Regions from separate parts of the Homo sapiens genome. Here regions 1 and 2 are each linked to region 3. A link is a loop called in an ENCODE intact Hi-C map of the cell type or tissue named here. Cell type or tissue: endothelial cell of umbilical vein. All regions are shown on one strand.

What was found. Hi-C counts contacts between places; a loop is a spot of excess contacts. Peaks named below come from ENCODE experiments on the same cell type or tissue, not always from the same donor. Only the 100,000 strongest peaks of a DNase experiment are listed, where the experiment ranks them.
Region 1: a loop joins it to region 3, with 2.1 times the contacts of the local background. A loop is called at or near these places in 3 of 110 quality-filtered maps.
Region 2: it touches region 3 in a loop (2.2-fold over the local background); 3 of 110 quality-filtered maps call a loop at or near these places.

What each region holds. Positions count from the first base shown.
Region 1 is chr2:236,942,552-236,950,551 of GRCh38, reverse strand. The region is part of intron 2 of COPS8-DT (COPS8 divergent transcript); the gene reads left to right. Among named protein-coding and RNA genes, the nearest start is that of COPS8-DT, 140 kb to the left of the region's middle. In endothelial cell of umbilical vein, no CTCF peak of the experiment used is centred here; DNase peaks (open chromatin) are centred at 3,471 and 4,941; H3K27ac peaks cover 1,314 bases.
Region 2 is chr2:236,638,690-236,646,689 of GRCh38, reverse strand. No RefSeq gene overlaps it. Among named protein-coding and RNA genes, the nearest start is that of ACKR3, 73 kb to the right of the region's middle. In endothelial cell of umbilical vein, no CTCF peak of the experiment used is centred here; a DNase peak (open chromatin) is centred at 3,959.
Region 3 is chr2:237,008,569-237,016,568 of GRCh38, reverse strand. All of the region lies in intron 1 of COPS8-DT (COPS8 divergent transcript), which reads left to right. It also overlaps the pseudogene RNU6-1051P. Among named protein-coding and RNA genes, the nearest start is that of COPS8-DT, 73 kb to the left of the region's middle. In endothelial cell of umbilical vein, no CTCF peak of the experiment used is centred here; a DNase peak (open chromatin) is centred at 3,798; H3K27ac peaks cover 1,384 bases.

The sequences.
Region 1 (8,000 bases), 66 kb after region 3:
TAGATTCCTAGAAGAATTGATCCAAACGAACATCATAAGGCCTCTGATCATAATTGCCAAATTGCTTTCTGGGAGGTTTCTTAAAACTTAGAATTCTATAAAAACTGAGACTACTTTTCTTTCCCCATGTCACCACAGATTTGCTAACATTAATGATTATCATTAAAATCTTTAGACAATTATACAGAAAGTAAATTACATGTTGATGTGGAATTTGGTTTTCTTTCAAAATTAAATTGAAATGCTTTATGTTAACCATTTTTATTTCATCTGCAGAGAACAGTCTGTTTAATCATCACCTTTTACATTAAACACATTACCGTTCTTTTTATTGCTTTGTCTGAGCTTTATATAAAAGGTAGAAACCAGTCATGTTTAATATAGATTATTCCCAAATACACTGATTGTCTTTAAAAGTTGCCCACTTATATAGGAGTTTCATATTTTTATGTAGCTGAGCCTCTCAACCTTCATTTTATTATTTCTTCCATTACTTTTAATCTTAAATAGCTTGGATCAAGTATTGACTTCTATGGAACATTTTTGCATTTCATTCCTTTTTCTATCTGAACTTATTCTGCTACTTTGATGTAAGATATGGATGAATCTAAATTACATCTTCTCCCCATCCCCAGATACCTAGCTAGTTTTCCCAGCAGCTATTAGTATCTCCCAGTAGCCCAGGAATGCTGTGAATAACGCTGTGTCTTCTTAGCTGCTGCTGCTGCTAAGAATTCCTCTTAGGTGCAGAACCAACATTGGGAGAGTCCCCTGAGAATTGTCGTGTAAAAGATGAGCCACTGGAACGCAGCTCAACCCTGCAACAGAGGCCCCAGAGGAGGCAAGAGCTGCTCCGCCATTCCAATGAAGGAATCTACCGCTTTTGGGGAAAGTTAGGGAGAATGAGGAAGACGTGGTGGTGGTGGTGGGGGTGGGGCGGGGAGGCGGTGGTAAAGAGGAAGAATGGAAGAGTCAGAGACATGAAAAGACGCTGGACAAGCAGAAGCGTCAGTGAAGCTTGCTGGTCTTGGGGCAGTTACGTGGACAGCGCGGGTCAATGTTCGCAGGTGTTACTCAGTTCTTACTGCAATTCCTTACATTTTGGCTATGAAAACCCCTTCTGTCACACTTCTGTTTCCCCAGACTCCAGACTGTGCTCAAAAGGACTTTGCCTGAGTTTGCATGTGTTTTGTGAGGCTCCGAGAGGTGCAGCATTCACATGTGTGCTGTGTGCACACAGAGCAGAAGCCGGGCTGCGGGGGCTGCGGAGTTGTCCCTTGGGCTTGTAGGGGCCTTGGGCAGGGCTCAGGCTGTCGCAGGCCAGGGACTTCAGCATGAGGTGGAGCTAAGCCTGGCCCACATCCGGATTCATTTTGCTGGCCTTGTTGCTTTGCCATTCATTTTGGTTTCTTCTTTTATCACCAGGGCTGATATTTTGAGTTCTATTGGAAGTCTAAATATTGAGGCTTCTTGTATTAAAAATGCAGTCAGTTCTCTGTCTCTCTCTCTCCTTTTACTGTCTTCATCGTTTTTAGGTGCACATTTTAGTGTCATTAAGAACATTTACATTTTTGTGCAACCACACCACCGGATATCCAGAAATTTTTCATCTTCTCAAACTGAGACTCTGCACCCATTAAACACTAACTCCCGATTTACCCCTCTCCCCAACCCCTTGAAACCACCATTCTACTTAATAGCTCTATGAATTTGACTACTCTAGGGACCTCATATAAGTGGAATCATACAATATTCATATATTTGTGACTGGATTATTTCATTTGGCGTAATGTCCTCAAGGTTTATCCATGTTGCAGCATGTGTCAGAATTTCACTTATGTATTTATTTATTTATTTATTTATTTACTTACTTACTTACTGAGACGGAGTCTTGCTCCATCTCCCAGGCTGGAGTGCAGTGGCACAATCTCGGCTCACTGCAACCTCTGCCTCCCAGGTTCAAGCAATTCTCCTGCCTCAGCCTCCCAAGTAGCTGGGACTACAGGCGTGCATCACCATGCCCAGCTAATTTTTGTACTTTTAGTAAAGATGGGATTTCACCATATTGGCCAGGCTGGTCTCGAACTCCTGACCTCAGGTGATCTTCCCGACTTGGCCTCCCAGAGTACTGGGATTACAGGCATGAACCAATGCACCCGGCTTCATTCCTTTCCATTTTAATACTTAATAATGTTCCACTGTGTGGAGAGACCCCATGTCGTCCATCCATTCATCCATCCAGGGACACGTGGGTTGCTTCCAGCTTTTCTCTATTATAAATAACGCTGCTATCAGACCGCTCTTTGTATCCTTAAAATCAAAACAGCAGCCCACACTGGGGGGCTCATGGGGAGAAAACCACATGGCACTCCATACTGTGGGGTCTGTCCCGTGACTCTCAAGCCCTTGGGTCTCCTTCGAAAAGATGGACCTAGTCCCAGCGTGGGGGTCATTATGGAAGAGCACGATGACACAAAGGAATGCCGTGACTTGATACAGCCCCTCATCCCACCAGCATAGGAGGAGGCGAGAGGAGCCTGACCTGCCCTGCCCTCCTGCCTGAAAGCCGCACCCTGGCCTGGGTGAGCCCTAACCTAATCCTTTCACTCAGTTATTTCCAGAAATGTGAGGGCCCAGCTGACCCAGTCCCTCTCTTTGTATCTAGATTTTCTTTTTTCAGTGGGCTCCAAAGAGAGATAACTTTCCTAAAACACAGTACAGTGATGGTAGGAGAGACCGCCTACCCGAGCCAGGTGGCTTCCTTTCTCTCGGGTGCTTTCAGTGGAAAGGGGCCCACCTTGTGTTTTGTGAACATAGAATCCTCTAAGATTGTGGAAGTTAGCCTCTGAGATACAGAGCTTATTATACATGAGTCCTTCATTATTCTGGGTATATCAGACACAAATATAAATGAGAATCCCTGCCCTGGAGGAGATCACTGTGCACCACTGGGGAAACACACACAGTGAAATGATCAGTGTACATTGTGATAAAACCCCAGATGGAGTCACAAATAGCTTTGCACATGGTACAGCTTGGGCCTTTTGGCTGTAGTTTCAGAAAAGGGTATGACAAGGAACGTTACCTTAACAACTAGCCTCGTTTTCAAGATGAGCACATGAGGCCCAAGGAGATGAATTGATGATCTAAAAACATAAGCTGAGTCGTGGCAGACCCAGGGCCAGAATGCAGGCATCACTCCAGGTCTAGTCTCACCTGAACTAGGTGGCCCACTTCTGGGCTCCAGCTTAAAGGTGGTCTTGGGCTTGCTGGGTTTTGAAAAGAGAGGCTGAGCTGTGGAATTTCAGTTAGAAATCCCATTCTTCCTCTATCTCATTCCCTGCTGAAATGACACACTGTTTAACACTCACCCTTCCTGAAGCATGTGAATTCTATCTCATATCCTGCGGGACAATAGCTGGAGTGTGGCTGCAAGATTACCACGTGGTCAGTTTCCATAAACAACATCCATCAGCCTTGCTCCATCCTGCCATGTGGGGTTAGCACCAGCTGACCCCAGGGAAATTTGCTTATCAATCTGGGCTTGTAACATTCAACAGACAGGACTGTAGTTACATTCAGAAGTGTTCTTGCTCCGTGGGAATGTTCTCTGGTTTCTCACTGTGCCTGTGTCCTGTCTGAGGCCTTCCGATGGACATATGTGCTTCTACCTGCCTGGCATCCCTTCCCACTTCTCCTAGTAATAGGACCTTGATGTTCCTTTAGGGACCCACCGTCTCCCATTTCCACCACCACTCTGAATGCATCCAACATCCAAAACTGGGAACAGGGCCCAGACCAGACCAATTAGATTCTCTTGAACATTTGAACATCAAACTGAGGGGTTCAAGGTCAGAAATTGGCTGGGGCTTGTTTGCTGTGAGAACTGAGCCCTGAAGAGACCACCTGGCTACACAGTAGTTCTTGCACCCAGAGCCCCCTCCAGCTGCTTGGTTCTTAGCTGTCTTTCTATTTTGTGACAGATTCTATATTTTTTTCTATATAATACTATTTTGCTTCAATTAGCCAGAGTCTACGTCTGTTGTTTGCAACTGCAGAACCCTGACTGACCAGGGTTGAAACTGAGTAGGCAGATGAAGGGCTCCAGATGAGCGTCAACCAGGAAGGAGTGAAGGGAGAAGTTAAAGGGAGAGGAGTCGGCAATGGTGATGAAACCTCGGTCCAATGCCAGTGAGGAGCCCTAGACAGAATAGATCTCAAAGAAATAAAGAAGAGGTAGACAGGAGGGAATGGTTGTATGGCTTGTAAATGGAGCTCTGTCAAGGGATGGAGAGATTGAGTTATCGGTGGAAAGGTTCCTGGAGATGAGGGGTCGTGGAAATATGAGGCCCAGGAATTAAGGGCTCTGCCATCCTGCAGCTCAAAATCCCTAAGGAAGATGCTGGGAGAAGAAAACGATGACCCAGAAAGTGGAACTGTGGGAATTTGCCCAAAGTGGACCCTTGGCAGTCCTCATACAGTTACCACATGTGGACTAGATTAGGACATCTTTGAACTCACTTTCTCCAAGGGGTTTACTCTCCTGCACTTCGGTCCACATGGATAAGACTGCCCAGGGTACATGTCCAACTGGGAATTTACATGGCCGCAAGTACTGAGGGCAGATGTGTGCTCTGACTATGAGGGTACTTTTCGGAACAGAGTTCCTTGTGACCTCTCTCCTCCTCCCAGGATGAGGTAGGCCAGGCAGGCACATGCAAAGTCCTCACAGACTCATTTCCTCCCCTATATCCCCAGGGCTGAGCTATAGCTGGCTACAACGCAATTTGGCTTTATAATGAATGAAGTTCATATCCCAAGTGACAAGGCCTTTCCTAGCCCTGCTCTCTGGTGAAGTGTCCAGGGTTCTAAACGCTGACATCCATCCTTTCTTTCCTGCTTCCTGCCGTGGGCCCTTTTCCCACAGCTGGGTTGGAAACTATCCTGGCTCCCCAGGCACCCTGGGCAGGCTGGAGCTCCCCTTGCTTTGATTAATCCCCTGCCAAGGAATGACCCTAGCCCAGACCTTCAACCTCAGGCTCTGTTCCTCAATGGGCAATAGTACCTCTTTACTCTGGACTGCTGCCACCTACAGTATGTGAAATGGGGTTTTCCAACAATTATTTTAAAAGCAGTCCAGGAGAAATGCCAGTGAACCAGAAGTGTGGTTAAACTTACAGGAGAAATAGGTTTCTAACCATTTCTGGGTCATTGACCCCTTTGAAAATACTATGGAAGCTGTGAACACTTAAAAAATCACACAAATTGTTCCCCACAATTTCAGGGGGTTCCTGGAATCTCCTAATTGCACACGTTGACTGTATCCAAGGTTCAGAGCCACCTTCAGACCCATGAAGTCCCCCACCCTGTCCCCAGGGTTTCAAATGTGTCCCAACTCTCCTGCAGGAGGTGGCCAGAGTGTGCACCCACCTGCTGGACTCCAGAGTGTGCACCCACGTGCTGGGCCCCAGAGTGTGCACCTGTGTGCTGGACTCCAGAGTGTGCACCCATGTGCTGGGCTCCGGAGGCTGCCCCCAGATCCCTGAGTCTGTAATGTTTCAATGAAAGAGATTGAAGATCCCAAAGAGCTGTGAATGTCACGTGGGAATCATAGCAGATGGCGAGGGGGCCACTCTCCTATGTCACTTATCACCTCTAAGTGGGACCTCATATCCAGCCCCTGGCCCTGAGAAGAGCCCTCTACAGGCCTGTGGTGGCCGCCGTAGCCCGGGTGTGGGCTGGGACTGGGGCAGACCTGAATTTGAGCAAGAAGCTCCTCACAACTCTGACAAGTCCCCATCCTCTCATGTAAAGGAAAATGATCCTGAGCTGGAGGAGCCCTGGGACTCCAGCCTAGCACCATCATGCCCCAGAATCAATGACAGAGAAGAAGCATCCTTGGGCAGGGGCTCCAGGAATGCCTGGTCTCCCAAGAGGGTGGGCACTGGAGCATGGGGCGGGTTTGTTAGGAGCCCACCTGCCAGCATCACGTCTCTGCTGGCTCCTAATGTGGCTGCCAGTCACTCCTACAACCAGGAGATGGCTTGGGGTCAAGTCTGGGCTCTTCCAGGGACACAAGCCAGTGACCCATCTTCCACTCATCTCTCTGTTGCAGAACACCATATTTCCCACTGGAGCCAGGGCCCTGTAGTCCCCACTGAGCCAACCAGCCCCTACCTGCTCACTCCCAGCCCTCACAAACCCAGCACATCCTACGCTCACACCTCTGTCCCTTTCTCTTCATAACCCAGCACAACAATCAGCACGTGGAATTCTTACCTGCAGGACTTCTGTTCATACCTGTTCAGCTTCCATACCATCCCCTCCCCCAGCCCACACCAAGCAGGCAGGGGGCAGAGCCAGTTAGAGGAACCTGGGAGTGACTTCTGGCTCTTTCCTCTCTGCCTCACTCCCCTTTCCAACTTATCCTGCACACCACTGCCTCATGATATTGTACAGTGCAAATCAAGACCTGCCACTCTGGCTCAAAACCTTCCCCTGGCCAGACCCCTCTCTCCCACCACTACCCAGTTAATGTCTGAATGCCTTGAGCCAGCTTACAAGGCATCCATGAAATTGACCTTGTCCCACTGTCAGCACATCTGTCCTGCCCTCCTGTGACTCCCGGAGTCTTTGCTGCAGCCACCTCAAACCAGCTGTGTGTCCTGAGCATATTATTCTGGAATCCCATCCTCTTATCCTCTGTTCCTCCCCACCGTTCGGTAATCCTCCATCCATCCTCAGTCTACCCTGGAGGGTGGCCACTGATTGGGCCCCTTCTCTGACTCACCCACATAAGAGCAGGTGCTTCTGACTCTTGGCTGTCTGAGTGTCATCCCCAGGGGAGCCCTTTCATCCTGATGCTTGGCACTGGGAACCATCTGCTTTAAACTACAATATCATCTCATCTTTGAGATTGAATCTTTTCATTTTAGTGTCAAGAGGCACATTGTCCATGCCTAAAGTGCTCAACAAATGTTGGACAACTAGCTAATTAATTAATGGAAGTCATAGGAGTCTCTGGAGCAGGAAGGTGTGTAGGAAGGCACACAAGCTTGTAAGTCATGCCTCCATCTGGGTTGAGACTACTCTAACTCAAGTGTGACTTGGGGCTCGTTGTTTAACTTATCTGAGCCTCCATCTCTTCACGTGCTCAATGAATGAAGAACCTGCCTTACTTTGAGGTTCAAATGTGACAATGAGGTGCCCAGAACACTATTACATAGTGAATCAGTGTATGCACACGTGTCCTACTTGTGCACACACACATGTACACACACAGGCACACACAATCATGCATACGCACATATGTGCACATGCATGCACACACGTGTCATGCACACAGATGCACATAGAGACTTGAACAGAACATGCACAGACACAGATGCACACATGTACATACATACATGCACAGAGACACACATATGTGCATGTACGCACACAGACACACTAAAGGTACATTGAATACACTTATTGGCTACTGAATAAATGGTAAAATCAATAGTTGACTAAAACTGAGGTTGAAGCATCCAGGGTTTAATAATAAAAAGAGTAAAATGGAAATATTTTTAAGCTTCTGTTTATGTTTACTTATCATTATTATGTTCTTAAATTTTGGAGATCAAAACTTTAAAGTTTGACAGTAAAGTGCAGGAACAGTGATTTCTCAGTACTATCGGCTCTCCTGCTATGCATTTGCAATACAAAATAGAGAAATATGAGGCCCCCTAAAATACTTTGTTTCCTTAACCAACCTCAGCTGAAAGTGGGTGGGTGAGTAAGACCTGTTTTCTTCATCTTCTCGATGCTGTTGACGCATATGTTAAGATCATGATTTGGGGGTTTTCCCTTCTTTTCATTATTTGAGATGGCAAACTGTTGATATTTTGCTTTTAAGATGTGACAAATTATCAACAGGATTTTCCCTTGAAAGACGTATAGCCTAAATGGAGTTAAACAAGAAAAAGTTAAATACAGGTATTTAGATTATGTTTACTTTG
Region 2 (8,000 bases), 370 kb after region 3:
GCTAGAAGAGAGGCAGTGTGTGTTTTCCTAAGCGTGTACATCAGCCAGTCCCCAACCACCACCTCAGCCACCCAAGGATTCACTGCCGTGACTTGATGCCCATTTGCCTCAAATGCCAACTCTGGCTGTTTATCTCAAGACCCTGCTGTCAGCCCAGAGTAATCCGGTGAGTTCCACCCACTTTAGCCTTCTAATAATAATATTTTTAGAGTATTACAAAATGGTGATATTATTGCTTTAATTAGTAATTCAATGACATCATGACTAGGAAGATTTTATTTTGAGAGTGAACTACCCATGATGCAAAGTTAAATTATTTTGGGTCTCTTGTAGCCTCTCCTTGACGGCTTACAATTCTGAAGTCTAACAGAACATATGAACCATGTCTAACACGTAAACACGCTCTTTTAAAAATATTACTTAGTTTCCACATATTCTTAGCTTGAACTCTACATTTGAAGCCAAGATGGCCCTACACTATAATTGGTAATGAGTTATCTGTCTTCTTTCAATTATTTTCTCTCTGGTTATTACTTGACAAAAGTAGTGTGTCCAACAGGTGTTCCATCTGACCTTCCCCATCAGATCCCATCCCTGCAATGTTCCACCATGATAGATGGGAAGGCAGACGGAAGGAATGTATTTAATGTGCACAGAAAATCAGAAGATAAATTTCCAGCTGGAATGAAAAGAATCCCCATTGCCCTGTAGACAGGAGGGACATAGTGAGGCTAACTGATTTATCCTGCTGGAAACAAGACTTCATAGAATCTTACAAAGAAGCAGAGAAAGTGAAAGCTGAAGCGTCCACCTCTCCACACAAGGTCCTGGTAAGAGTTGATGTGAAGATAAAAAAGAGATAGTCTCATTATCTGGCCCTTGCAAAGTCATGAACTGCTTACCTCTTTATATTTATTTAGGCATATTTGTTTTATGTGGGACTCTCTATCTTATCAACGCTAAATTAAAAGAAAATACCATTCCAGGGAATGTCAAACTCCATATGTTAAGAGATAAAATAGTGACACAAAGCATGATTGGTGCATCTCTAGAAAGTGTATTTCTATTTTAGACATATTCATAGTCACTATGAAAATTTACACAGAATATAGAACTTTTACTCTCAGAGCAATGTTAATGATAGATAATTCGCAGTATTGATGTGCTGAAAACCTTTCTGTGAGAAAGGAAAAGCTGACTTCAGCCTACTCCCCAAAATCAACAGGCTCAAAGTTGACACACACGCATGAAAAAAGGTTGACAGAAAGTCCTCAGTGGCCAGGCATGGTGGCACATGCCTGTAATCCCAGCAGTTTGGGAGGCTGAGGCAGGCGGATAACTTGAGGTCAAGAGTTCAAGACCAGCCTGGCCAACATGGTGAAACCCCATCTCTACTAAAAATACAAAAGTTAGCTGGGTGTGGTGGCAGGTGCCTGTAGTCCCAGGTACTCAGGAGGCTGAGGCAGGAGAATCACTTGAACCCAGGAGGCAGAGTTTGCAGTGAGCTGAGACTGCGCCACTGCACTCCAGCCTGAGTGTGAGACTCTGTCTCAAAAAAAAAAAAAAAAAGTCCTCAGGATTCTCTTTATTTAAATCCAAATGGCTCAAATCATCTTTAAAATCCATATGATAAAGAAAGGATTCCCGGAGCGTATTTCCAGGAGAAAAATAAAATAAAATATCTTTGTCCAAGGCTCCTGTGGCTGGGACGTGCAGTCCATGACAAAATGCAATCACGCACAGGTTTGGAAGGAGCAGAGTTGAATGGCTCATGGGCTGCCTGTGGTCATGGGGGCAAGATGGAACAGCCTAGCAGAGCTGAATGTCAAGGGAGAAGGGCCCTTGAGCAAGCAGGGGGCCAGATGAGGAACACCTGAACCTGGGAGGGCAGAGCTCATCTGCCTGAGGTGGGGATGGCTCTGGGGAGGTCCACTGTCAGCCTCCTGCAGTGTGGGTCTGTTGGGGCACAGAGCTGAGAGCAGTACCTCCTGGGGCAGTGACCTGGAGACCAAGCTGAATGGTGGATGGCTTCTGGGCGAGAAGCAGGGCCTGGATGGAAATGATGAGGGCATCAAGGGAGGATGTGGGTCGTGGTATCAGTGCTGCCGCTGCGGTGTCAGCTTCTCTCAAGATGTCCTCTGCTCTCCTCCAAGAGTCCTCTGTGCTCATGGCTGCCTCATGTGTGTCTGTCTGTGTGTGTGTGTGTGTGTGTGCGTGCTCACACATGTGCTGTATTAGTTTCTTTTGGCTGCCATAATAAATAACCACAAACTAGGTGGTTTAAAACAGCAAAAAGTGTCACATTTTTGGAGGCTGGAAGTCTGAAATCAAAGTGTCTGCAGGGCAGTGCTCTCCACAAAGGCACTAGGGGAGAGTCCTTCCTTACCCCTCCAGCTCTGACAACTCTAGACATTCCTGGACATGTGGTCTCATCACTTCCATCTCTACCCTCCACAGTCACATTGCCTTGTCCTCTGTGTCTCCCCTCTATATGCCTCTTATTAGGACACTTGTATTAGTCAATTTTCATCTGCTATAGCAGAATACCACAGACTGGGTAATTGACAGAGAAAAGAAGTTTATTTCTCAAGTTCTGGAGGCTGAGAAGCCCAAGGTCAAGGAGCCTGCATCTGGTGAGGACCTTCTTGCTGCATCAGCCCATGGCAGAAGGTGTTCCAGCACATGCTTTTTGAGGGACACATTCAAACCATACCACTTGTCATTCGTGATCTTTAGCTTAATTATAGCTGCAAAGACTCTTTCCAAATATGGTAATATTCACAGGTCCCAGGGACTAGGATGTGAAGATATTTTTTCAAACGGGCCACCATACAATCCACTACACATACTTTGTGAGTGTTTGAAGATAACATTTTACTCTGCTTTCTCATAGGCTGCAGTGCGTACTATTCGGGAGGACTGAGTCTGGAAGCGTGACTGACGTGGGGAGATGGTACCTGGAGTGCACAGGTGGGCTGCCTGGTGTCATTCAGGAGATCAAGGGGCCAGAAATACTCCTTTCCAGGGGCCATGGAAGGCAGTGATGGCCAGGGGACCATGGTAACATGAGGAGAACTGTGGCCAGTTTATAGGACGCGCAACCCAGTCAAACATGGAGTCCCTCCCAACTGAGGCATCAGTGCCCTTCACCTGGGCTTCTCAGAAAGAAGGGCCCAGAAGGAAGGTATTCAGAGTTTGTTCGAGATGTTGGACAGAGGACAACTAGAGGCTGCATAAATGTGTTCTGAGGCAATTCATTACTTGGGCTACCATATTTTAAGATGTGAACCCTAGAAGAAACAAGATCCAAAATCCCTAAAATCCTTAGGAAAACCAGCCTCTGACACTCCCAGGATGTTAATTCTCATTTTGGGGAGCAGAATCAGCTTCGTGTTTAACACACAAAAAGCGTGGCTAGGTCAAGCCTTGGCTTCTCCTTGGAAAGGGGGTGTGATTCTAGCAAACCCAGACACCGGTTGTGAAATCTGGCAGCCAGAGGCTGGTGACAGCACTCCAGGGAAACTCGGAGAGTGCAGAAGCCGGCCCCTCCCGGGCTGAAAATAGGCTTCTTTGAAACCCACCTCAACTGTCATCCCAGGGACTCCTTTGCCTCGACTGCAGCACTTGAGTTCAAACGACCCCTTGGAAGGCACAGGGCCGGCCAGCGTGCGTGAAAACACTCCCTCCCTCAGCTGGAGGGAGGCACCCCACATCTGTAAGCTACGGGTGGAGGAGAAAAGAGCACTGCCTGACGCGACCTCATCCAGGAAGAATGTGAATGGCCCCAACACTGAGTCAGCCTCACGGGGCTGTGTTTCTGAACCTCAGCTTGTTTTGGAAGCCACTTAACAGCCCCTCCTCTGGCAGGAGCTGTGTTGGACGTCATTCCACTCCGTGGTTCCCCAACAGACGTGTGCATCAGAATATTACGCGGACTTTTTCCCCTAGACCGGGCCCCACCCCAGGCCTGCTGATTAAGAGCTCCCAGGAGTGGAAGCCAGGCATGTGTTTGGAAGTTTGGGATTTCTGCGTGGTTGTAATATTCCACGAGTGGCTCAGACGTTTACCACTCACTGAGAGGCATTGAGTCCACTGACCTTAGGTAGCCTCCAAGAACACAGAGGCCCCGGGAAATCAAATGCTTTGTCCAAGGTCACAGAATAAGTTCATTCAGACCCCAGCCTCCTAACTTCCCCGGTGTTTACTTTTTTCACATGCCCACAGCCTTTTAGGGAAGAATCAATCCCAAGATATTTGAGGATTCAGAATGCCTCATCCTGGTACACCCAACCCAACTCCCATCAAGAAAGTAAAGAAATGATGCTTAGTTCGGAAACATGGCAAGAAAGACCCACTCCAGTGCCAAGGCCGTTTACGAGCTGGAAACCCATCAGCTCAGAAAGTATTTGTACCATGGCCAGGAGGGCTTAGGGAAACTCTCCACTTCTTATGAAAGAAGTAAAATCTTCTTCCATAGAGCTTAGGAATTTGAGGGGCAAAGTTAAGGGAAGATTGAATAGAGCAAGTTGATTCTCACTGACCACTCACAGGAGCTGGCCAGGGAAATGACCCACTCCTAGTGGGGACCTAGAAAGCCGTAAGACCCCAGGAGCATGGAGCTACAGCATTGACAGTTCCACCCTGAGAGCAAGGATCTTCCCCTAGGTGACCGAAGTGGTGTGATCACCCCTAAGAATGGAAACATGAATTTAACAATCTCATCTTCTCTACCGCCCAACTTAAATTTCCCCAATTATCCCAACTTGCCTTTTATGGTGGTTTTAGTTTTTGTCTATGCATAGGATGCCTTGCATATCACAATGCCAGTTTTGCAAATTCTATCTTTAAAGCATTTGTGTAGGATTATACTTGTACATGGCGCAATGACAGATAAGATGGCAGTCACAAAAGCAGTCCTGTCCTCAAGTCAAGAGTAGCAATTCTCAACACCAGTGTCCATACAACATCTGAAATTCCTTGAAAAATGTATGCGTGGGTTTTGCGGGGAGAGCATGCAAAGCTTTAATCAGGCTTTGAAAGGAGTTTGTGCCTTTAAAAATAAAAAAGATTAAGGAACACTGATGTGGGGGCCAGGACACGCAGAGTACCGAGCCAACGCAATCAACTGATTTTCACGGGCTTCATTTGTCGTAACCATAGATGCTGTTTGCATACATTATTTCATACGTCCTTACACGTGCATGTTATCAGCCTTGTGCAAGAAGAGTTGGTAACAGCTCCACGGCCATGATAGTGGTTAGGGGGAAAGTTGAGATTCAAACCCAGGCCTGCCTTATTCCAGAGCCACACCTTGAGCTGGGCATTACATGAATTCTCATCCGCCTGCCCACTGCTGAAGCCCGGCATCCAGTCCTGTGTCTCACACTTAGACCAAATGGGAGCACAGCCAGGGAAGAGTGGCCACCGGGCATGAGAACTCACACTGCATCACTGCAAAGACCAGCTGGGTGCCCTTCCCAGATTTGACTCTCCTCTCCTCACAGCTGCAGCTGTGGGAACTCTCCTGCGGCCCCATTCTTCTGCCCTCTGCATTACAGAGAAGGCCTCCGTCATTCCTCAGACCACTCGGCCCCAGGGCAGCACTGCTCCCAGTGCCTCTCCTGCCAGTGCAGGCTCCAACTCCTCCTGTGGCCAATTCACCCCTTTATTCACTTCTGGAAACCACGTGCCCTGCATGGTCCTGACTTCTGAGTCCCGTTGTACCAGCCTGTTTTCTGTCTTCTGCCCTGTGTTCAAGGTTCCCACCTGGACCTTGCTCCTACCTGCCAAGTCATTTCCAGAAAGCTGCCTCCAGCCTCCCCACCCGCAGCCCTGATTCCAGCTGGGGCCACAGCCCTGCTGTTGCACACACTCCTTTCCAGCACTGCCTCTGCCAGATCACCCTGACCTCTGGACACGGCATGTTTGCTTCCAGATGGAATTCCTCCCAGAGCCTCCAGCTGGGTCTCTGGGTTCCCATAGCACCTGCGGATTTGTCCCCCATTGCACAGTGTCCTTAAGCATGGCTTCAGAGCCAGGTCTTCTTGCATCCTGCTAGCCATGGCCAGACGCGGTGGCTCATGCCTGTAATCCCAGCACTTTGGGAGGCCGAGGTGGGTGGATCACCTTGAGGTCAGGAGTTCAAGGCCAGCCTGGCCAACATGGCAAAACCCCGTCTCTACTAAAAATACAAAAATTAGCCGGGCGTGGTAGTGCACGACTGTAATCCCACCTAGTCGGGGAGGCTGAGACAGGAGAATCACTTGAACCCGGGAGGCGGAGGCTGCAGTGAGCCGAGATCACTCTACTGCACTCCATCCAGCCTGGGCGACAAAAAAAAAAAAAAAAAAAAAAAAAAGTTAATTCCAAAAGCCAAGTTAGAGTTTTAAGAGTTATATTTTAAAACATTGTATGAGAAACCCATGTTGTTATAACTCCTCCATCTTGCAGAAGAGGGGACAAGAGACCCTCATGAATATTGATGCTAATAAGAATAGAAACACCATCGACTCTGAAGGGTCCAGTGGGAATACAATTAATAACGAATGGAAAGAATCCACTTGTTGGAATTATTGTTGCAAAATCTTGTAATTCTACTTTCATTTGACTGCATTTTTCTTGAAATCGGTCCTATTCCCTGGCTTCTCCCTGGAGGGAGGCTAGGAATACTTTCCAACATTTAATAAGGAATCATCCCCCTCTTAAGGACAACCTTGTGTTTCAAATATGGTGCTTGGCCACACTTGAACAGATAGGATTTTCCATTTGATCCTTTTAGAGAAAACTTGGATTCTTGTGTCTGTCATCAGTCCAGAAATCCTACCTCTCCTGATAATGCTGCCATTTGGTTAGCTCATTAGCAGACAGTCTGGCACTTACTAGGTACCAGGCACAGTTCTAAACACTTTGCAAACATCAACTTATGGGACGTACATTTCCACCTGAAACCACTGTGCACAAAAGCATGTGCACGTTGCAGTCAGGTCTGTGATACTAGGGTTATTTATATAATTTAACACTTATTAGAAGTAAAATATTTTTTAACTTTTATGTTATCCCCAGCGCCCCCCTCCCCCGAAAAAGATGTCTATAATGCTGTAATTAGGAGCTAATAAGATGGGAGAAGAGCAAGTGAGGAGTGACTGCCAATGGGTTTCTTCCTGCAATTAGAGTGGTGATATTTGCACAACTTTGTAAATATAGAAAATGATTGACTTGTACACTTTGAAAGGGTGAAATTTATGGCATGAGAATTGTATCTTGATTTTAACCCATGTATGCCTGAGGTTGCAATTTTTTGAATTTTGGCAATCAGACTTTGGCAATGACCTTGAGCAGTAGGATATAAATAACTCCTGCATGCATAGTGTTCCAATAATGGAACACTAGGCATACATAGCTAAGTTAACAGAAAAAGAAGACAAAAAAAGCAACAATTCTCTCATTCCTTCTCGTGTTCTGATGACCCACGCATCCCCCTCCAAACCCTGTCCACAACATTTTTCCCTTTTGCCTAGAACTCAGAGAAGGAGAGAGAGGAAACAATAAAATTGAAGAAGAGAAGAGAAAGTATAATGGTGTTGCAAGAGTAACTGGAGCAGGTGTCCCCACTGCAGGGTGGAAAGCAGCACTGGACCCTGTGAGGAGCCTGCAGGTGTCCTCCTGCCCCACCCCCACCCCTGCAACCCCCACTGCCCGAAGCCCGGCTGTGGATGGGCTCACAGGTGTCTCCAGCCCGGGCTGCACAGGACTGCCTGGGGGCTGGAGTGAGAGGGTGGGAAAGGCCAGGGACAGGCAGAGGCATAAGGAGTGGTCCTTGCACTGGGCACTCCTACAGCCTTCAGGAGGAGGGGCAAGCGGAGCAGAGAGATGACCCCGGCACAGTAGGACCTGCTTTGCCGAAGCAGCATGAGTTGAGAGTGCAGGGGCCATGCTTTAGGCTACCCCAAAGCAGGTAGCCTTTGAACAGCGTCTGTTTTCTTTTTCTAGAGTCAGAGTCT
Region 3 (8,000 bases):
ATGTTTGCATTTCTAACTTCCTAAATCGTCTTACCTAGGCTGCTTGAAAGAAGTGTGTCCTAGACTTAGAATAATGTTTAATTTTTAGAAGATGCCATTCTCTTTCCATGGAAGGTCAGTAATTCCAAAGAAGTCAATATAACATTATCCAGTCCTTCTGTTAACATTTTGATTGCTTTCTTTGTCAGAGTCTTCTTGTCTCAATGGTGAAAGGTATAAACGTTTCAACAGCTGTGGAAGAAATGTTTATTACCCTTCAGTTAGGCAAAGAGATCCGTCTTCCCCAAAACAATGCTTGGGGTTAAAGACTTGCCTCCCCTTTGCAATTTAGTTTGCACCTTTATTTCTGAGAATGACTTCAATTCAGGCAGTTGATAAATCAAGGATCTGACTACAAGAAAACCCCCTCCTTCTTGTCCTCTGTGGCCAAAAAGGATGGTGTTCTGGTTTGTGGTGGTTGTTTTGGGAATGAGTGTTGTTTGATTTTCCTGTAGAGGTTTCTCAAAGAAGCTGACTTGATTTTTCCAGGTGCCCCAGTCTGTTACATCACTCCAAGGCATCAAGAACAGCTCAAAACCTCTATACTGCTGGAGATGGCAAGTTAGGGTAGAAATCCCCCTGGTAGAAAATCAAATAGCTTCAGGTTCCTTGAGGTTCTCACCTTTTGCCTCAATCTTCTTTACCTGTTAGTTCCTTCCAGTATGGGAAAACCCCTGGAGACACTGCAATGCCAGTGGCACCAGGAGACCCCATGTGAGGGCCATTCTCATTAGGAGCAGTCAGACCCCCTTGGCAGTGCCACTTTCATCCCGTATCCCATGCTTGGAATCCTTCCAGTCTCCCCAGTGTCAGTGGGACAAAGTGGAAACACTAGAGTCCTCCCTGGGAAGGCACAGGTGACTCCAGCCAAGTGCTCTCTCTCCCACCTTCCAGCCTCTCTGGTAGACATGTCCTGTTCCTGGCGACCTCGGGCATCTGGGCTTTCCATGTTCTGTGCTGGCAATGGCCTCCAGTGGCCTCCGGGGCCCTGCCCTGTGAACATCTCTGACTATGACCCACACTGCAGAGCCCAGCCTCTGTCACACACTGAATGGCCCAACCACCTGTGCACACACTTTTTCTGCACCTCCCTAAGTTAATTATTATGTACTCCATAAAGGGATCTTGGAGATCATGTAGTCTGACACCCCATTTAGTAGGCAAGAATATCGAGACTTAACAGGCAAAAGAGTTAATTCACATAGAACCCAAGGGTCCTGGTGTATACTTGAGCAGTACATACACTAAAATTGGAACAATGCAGAGAAGATGAGCACGGCCCCTGCACAGGATAACATACAAATTCATGAAGCATTCCATCTTTTTATGTTTATTCCAATAATGTTCATGATAGCAAAGTCAGGAAATCAACCTAAGTGTCCATTAATAGATGAGTGGATAAAGAATATGCGGGGCCGGGCGCAGTGGCTCATGCCTGTAATCCCAGCACTTTGGGAGGCTGAGGCAGGTGGATCACCTGAGGTCAGGAGTTTGAGATCAGCCCGGCCAACATGGCGAAACTCCTTCTAAAAATAGAAAGAAAATTAGCCGGGTGTGGTGGTGCACACCTGTAGTCCCAGCTACTTGGGAAGCCGAGGCATGAGAATGGCGTGAACCCGGAAGTGGAGGTTGCAGTGAGCTGAGATTGCACCACTGTACTCCAGCCTGGGTGACAGAGCGAGACTGTCTCAAAAAAAAAAAAAAAAAGGAAAAAGAAAAAGAATATGTGGTGTATATATTCAGCCATAAAAGAGAATGGAATCATGTGTTTTGCAGCAACATGGATGGAACTGGAGGCCATTCTCCTAAGTGAAATAACTCAGAAACAGAAAGTCAAATATCATATGTTCTCACTTAGAAGTGGGAGCTAAACAGTGGGCCCGCATGGACATACAGGGGAATCCTTGGAGACTTCAGAAGGTGGGGAGGATGGGAAGTCGGTAAGGGCTGAAAAATTACCTGTTGGGACCAGTGTTCATTATTTGGGCAGTGGGTACACTAAAAGCCTAGACGTTACCACTATGCAACGTAGACATGTAACAGAACTACCTTCCTACCCCCGAGATCCATAAGAATAAAAAAAATACAGTGGGGAAAAAAGGAGCCCCAGGGTCATTTCTACTACACTGCATTGTCTTTTATTTTGTTGTCTTATCAGCCTTTTTTTTTTTTTTTTTTTGAGATGAAGTCTCACTCTGTTGCCCAGGCTGGAGTGCAGTGGTGTGATCTTGGCTCACTGCAACCTCCGCCTCCCAGGCTCAAGCGATTCTCCTGCCTCAGCCTCCTGAGTACCTGGGATTATAGGCGCATGCCACTACCCTGCCACTAATTTTTATATTTTTAGTGGAGACAGAGTTTCACTGTGTTGACCAGGCTGGTCTTGAACTCCTGACTTCAAATGATCCACCCACCTCATCCTCCCAAAGTGCTGGGATTACCTGCATGAGACACCACACCCGGCCCTCTTATCAGCTTTTGTTGCCCATCTGTGAATCTGTCTGATTTCTCCAACCAGATTCTCAGCCCTTTGAGAATAACTATGTCTTGTTTCCTTTGTGCTACTACTTATTTCCTTTGTAACAGTCAGCAGAGCCTGCAAAGAAAGATCCTCTGGCTGAATTGATGGATAACAGCTGTGTGCTTTATAAAACAGCAAATCACCAGGACACCCATCTTGGAGACTGTTGTGACACTCAGAACAGGGGCTGTTGAGCTGCTGATACCGGAAAGCAAATCGTGCCTTATCATAGAGCAGACCTGCTGGACAGAGATGGAGCGGTCACTTGGTCCAGTGTTGTAATTGTTCAGTGCAGACGCCGAAGCCCAGCATGCTGAGGTCATACAGGTATCTGGTACTGAAACCGGAATTGGAACAATGTCCTGCCCTGCGTTTGTCACTTCAATGCCCCCCAGTTTTCCTGGACAAAGGTTTGCATGAATAGGAGCTGAGGGAGGTAAGGAGGAAGGCAGAGAAGCTGCTGCACTGAACAGAAGTCAGGGTGCTGTGCCTCTGCGTGTGTTCCTGCAGCAGGACCCAGCAACCGAGGCCAAGGAGGCTCCCAAACTTCTCCAGTGTCTTTCCCAAGCTTCTGCTCTTCTTTCTCTTTTCAGCTAACCTCCAGGCTCTCTATCTTTTTGTCCTTAGGCTATAGTCTCTGATTAAGATATACTCGCTTCCCGCTTAATGGAACTCATCACATCAGGTCCTACCTGTCCCCAGAACTCCCTTTTCAATTACAGAAAACGGCCCGCTGATCTTGGAAAGGGCTGGCAGGCGAGGGACCCTCCTCAGACTCATTGATTCTTTTGGTCCTGCTTTTCCAAAACTGCTCCCATTTCTGTCTCTGCCTTCTGTCTCTGTCAAACAACCACTGTCAACAGTTCTTTAAACCAAAAATCATTGCTCAGGAAGCAAATTTGTTTGCGGGAAGAATGACAGTCTGTCGCCGTGCAGAGGGTGGCGTTCATGACGGTGCTTGAAGGAGTTCACAGGTTAGGCCAGACAAAGCCCAGCGCGTTCATCAGGCAGCTTGAGCACGGGTTGTCTTTCGCCTTCTTGCTGGTTTGACATCGTGGGTAAAACCTGGTCATTTTTCCAGAAGGATTCTGAAGAGATTGTGTAAATTGAAGAAATGGCTTGCTCTTGTTAGGAAAGCAAAGCCAACTTTTGAGATATTCAGGGAATGTGAGGTCTAGTGGACTCTTTTACTGCCAAGTTTCTTATCATGAGAAACCGCTCTCAGCTCCTTAGTGGAAGGAAATGAAATGTATGCAAAGCATTATCGGCTTACTCAGATAACTGCACCAGCGTAAACCAGGTTGTGACTAATTTGCAAACTTAGTGCAGGGAAGGTCCTTAGACGTGATTCTGGAATTGCCAACCCTATGAGCTTCCACAGATGCTATGGGCCACTTTTAGAGCCCACGGATTCAGCATGTGGCTGTTGGGAACAGGCTTTGCTATGAAAATCAGTGATGGCTTATAATGCCTCTAACTGCCATATATGTTTTCACAGGATTATTATTTATGATCTCAATTAATATTTCCATCTGATTAGCAGTGAAACAAACCAGGATGTGAGGAAATGGGAACTTAATTAAAGGTTGCTGCCCAGTCAGGGTGGCATTCCAGATCATGGATCCTGTTATGTAGGAGGGACGCCCAAATTCGCCCTGAGCATGCCTCCCTTCCTCTTCTCATGCAGCCTCTAACTCGGGGTGTCTCTTGCAATGCCACTTAGAATAGTTTCGCCGAAGATGTAGGTGATTAATCAAGGCCCCGGGTGTCACAATGGCCCATTGTCCCAGAAGGCATTCCTTTGGCCGGCTTCTGACCTTTTCTCTTGGGGCAAGTGTGCATTTTCCCAAACTCTTAATGGACAAGAACTCACAGACAATGGCCCTGCATGTAACTTTCATTTGCAGGATGGAACAGAGAATGTTCGGGTTGCTGGAAGGAGGGAAAAGGGCATGCATTAACTCAATCTTTGTATTCTCATCAAAAAACAGACACGTATTTTGAAGAGGACAGCTTTCCACTCGGTTTTTTATATTTAAAAGAATCAATTGTTCATAAGCCCATCGTGATAATATTAAAGGAAATTAAAATAAAAGACTCACTCACAGTCCTATCACTCTGACACTCTGGAAATCTAATTATTTCCGTTTACCGTGTTTCCCTCTAATCTTGTCCATATACAAAGTTTTTACTCAGTTGTCATCAAAGCTCCCCTGGCTTTTAAAAGAATTACATTGTGATGGAGATATCTCTTTTAGATAGTTACGTACCATTATTAAAGATTCAAAATATCATTAATTTCCGTCAAGCTCTATTATGTTTATCATCTATCACTGTGTCAGCACACTAATCACCTCCTCAGCTGCCTCAGGACTGCAGCTTAACTATTTACTTTTAATAGAAATCGGACCACTGCAGCCTTTCTCTGCACCAACAAAGACATGCCATTTCATGAGCTGTTGATCCCTTGAAGCAAGTGAAGTCCTTTAATGGTCTCCTACATGGTCGAGATTTTTTTTAGATGATGAAAATGAAAGGTCACAGAAGTCTGTGGAAACAAAGAGATTCATCCCTATTCTCCTGTAGTCCCTGGATGATGAGCAATTGTGGACAGCAGCCAGCCTTTACACAGTAGTGTGGAGAATTCTGCAGGAGGGATGCTTCCTCCAACCCTGTGTCCCCAGGCTTGGCTGACAGCTGCCCAGGCAGCTGAGATGAGGGAATTGGCTCAGGTTACCCTGAAGGTGCAAGCTTGGACCCTGGCTCTTTCTACATGCACGGTCCTATCCCTGTAAGAAAGCATGAGAATAGGGGCTTTGGAATCAGATACTCTGGGTTCAAGTTCAGACTTTCACATTTACTTAATATGTGATATCAGGTAAGTTATGTGACCTTCCTCATTCTTGTTTCTTCATATTTGAAATAGAAATTATATTGCTCATTCATTCAATAGATATTGATTGGGCACAGTTCTAGATACTGGGAATATAACGGAGTTTACAGATGAGGAATGGGGAGGGGGTACAGATGCTGATCTAATTGTCATCCTGTGAACTGCAAGTGCATTCATTAAGGAACAGAATACCATGCTATGAGAGCCCATTAAGAGGGAACTTGAACTTGTTAGGCACGTCAGAGAATGAGTTCACCAGCTGGGGACTGGAGGGAACAGCATTCCCATTACAGGGAACAGAAAGTAGATAGTCTCTATACTAAGAGGAAGCATTGTCACCAAAGGTTCCACAGAAGTAGGGGGGCCAAGAAGCACAGGGGCCAACGGAGATGTGGCGAAGGGGTAGGAGCCGTGGTCCCTGTTAAGAATTCCCTCCCTGTGATGGTGAATTTTAGGTGTCGACTGCATTAAGGGTTGCCCAGCTAGCTGGTTAAGTGTCATCTCTGGATATGCCTGTGAAGGTGTTTGCAGAAGAGGTTGGTGTTTGAATCAGTAACTGAGTAAGGAAGGTCCACCTTCACCCAATGTAGGTGGTCACCATCCAATGGGTTGAGGGTTCAGATAGAGCAAAACACACACACACACACACACACACACACACACACACACACACACACAACGCAAAGGAAAGAAGAATCTCTTCTCTCTCTTTTGGAGCTGGGACAACCTTCTTCTCCTGCTCTCCTGCTCTTGGACATCAGAATTCCAGGCTCTCCAGCCTTCACACTTCAGGATTTTCACCAGTGGTCCTGGTTCTAAGGTGGTTGGCCTCAGACTGAGAGTTACCCTTACCCCAACAGCCGACTGATTCTCAGGCCTTCAGACTTAGATTGAGCTATGCTCCTGGCTTTCCTGGTTCCCAAGCTGGCAGAAGGCCTATTGTGGAACCTCTCAGCCTCCATAATTGTGTGAGCCAAGTCCCCTATTAAATACCTTCTCATATATCTATTTTTGTATCTGTCTATGTATCAATCAATCTATCTACCCATCTATCTATTTATCCATCTATTTATCTTTTCTGCCCTAACACATCCCCTAAGAGCAAAGAGAAGCCATGGAGGGTGTAGCAGTGCCTGCTATAACGAGACACGGGCACTGAAATGTCTCTCTCACTGCAGCTTGAAGCTGGTATTCCCGGTGAGTTGGAGCAGATGCAGGAAGACCAGTGGGTCTCCAGGGAATTCACCTGGTTTCCTCTCTATTCGAATCTGGCAGCTGGCTTAGTTCTTGGGATAGCGTTAGTGCTGAATAAATATTTGTTTCAGTGAATGAATGATCTAAACTGATGATTGTGGAGATGGGGAGACTTAGACGGATTTTAGGCATACTTAGGAGAGAAGGTTGACATTTGTTGCTGCCTGGTCTGGGGAGGTCACCATCCAGGCACCCTTGCTGATTGTGGTTGGGACTCCATGTCTGGGTTCAACTTCACAGTGACCTCAGCCGGGACGACTGGAGCCCGTTGGCTCTGCCCATGGTTTCCATATAGAAGATTAAATTTTCTCTCATATTTCCCTCCTGGCCTTTTATTTCTGCCTCCCGCATTCCCCAGTGTTCCCCAGTTGTATCCTAGTCAATTTAGAATTAACACCCACTAATGAAAAAAACAAAAAACAAAAAACCCAGAAGTGGCATGTTGTTTAAATTCCATATCCCTCTGCCTGATATGTTTAACCTTAATATTGTATAAGTTCATTCCTAAGACCATGAACTCTTTCTTAATGAATTGTCGTGTATTTCATGGACAATGTAAACCACGCAGTACGTATTCATTGCTGAGTAATGATATATTCAGCCTTGCAGGTTCATCCTCAGTCAATATCTTGGACCATTCTGTAAGCATCATTGTCTCCAGAATATTCAGTTTGAGCCTTTGCTCAGTCTCCAAAACGTTCTCCGTTGTTGGCTACATTCCAGAAAACACATTTGCCCCACATAATAACAATAATAATAACAATAACAATAATAACATCAGCAGCAGCTGAAAACTATGTAGTGCTTCCCATATGCCAGGCACTGTTCTGAGTGCTTATTTCACAGAAACATACCTTCTACACTAATCCTCCTGCAAGGTTATTGAGTTGTACGAAAGAATTAGCTCAAGAGGGCTTTACAAAACACATCCATACTATGTACAAACACTATATATTTGATAAGACACTATCAATAGAAAATGAGCCTAAACACTATTTACTTAAATATATGTTTAAAGTCCTTCTGTTTGGTTTGTAATATTAAAGTGTTTTTTCTATAAATGGTACATTCCTTCATTTAAAAATTAAAACACTTAGGGCTGGGCATGGTGGCTCACGCCTGTAATCCCAGCACTTTGGGAGGCCGAGGCGGGCGGATCATGAGGTCAAGAGATCGAGACCATCCTGGCCAACATGGTGAAACCCCATCTCTACTAAAAATACAAAAAATTAGCCAGGCATGGTGGCACGCGCCTGTAATCCCAGCTACTTGTGAGGCTGAGGCAGAAGAATCGCT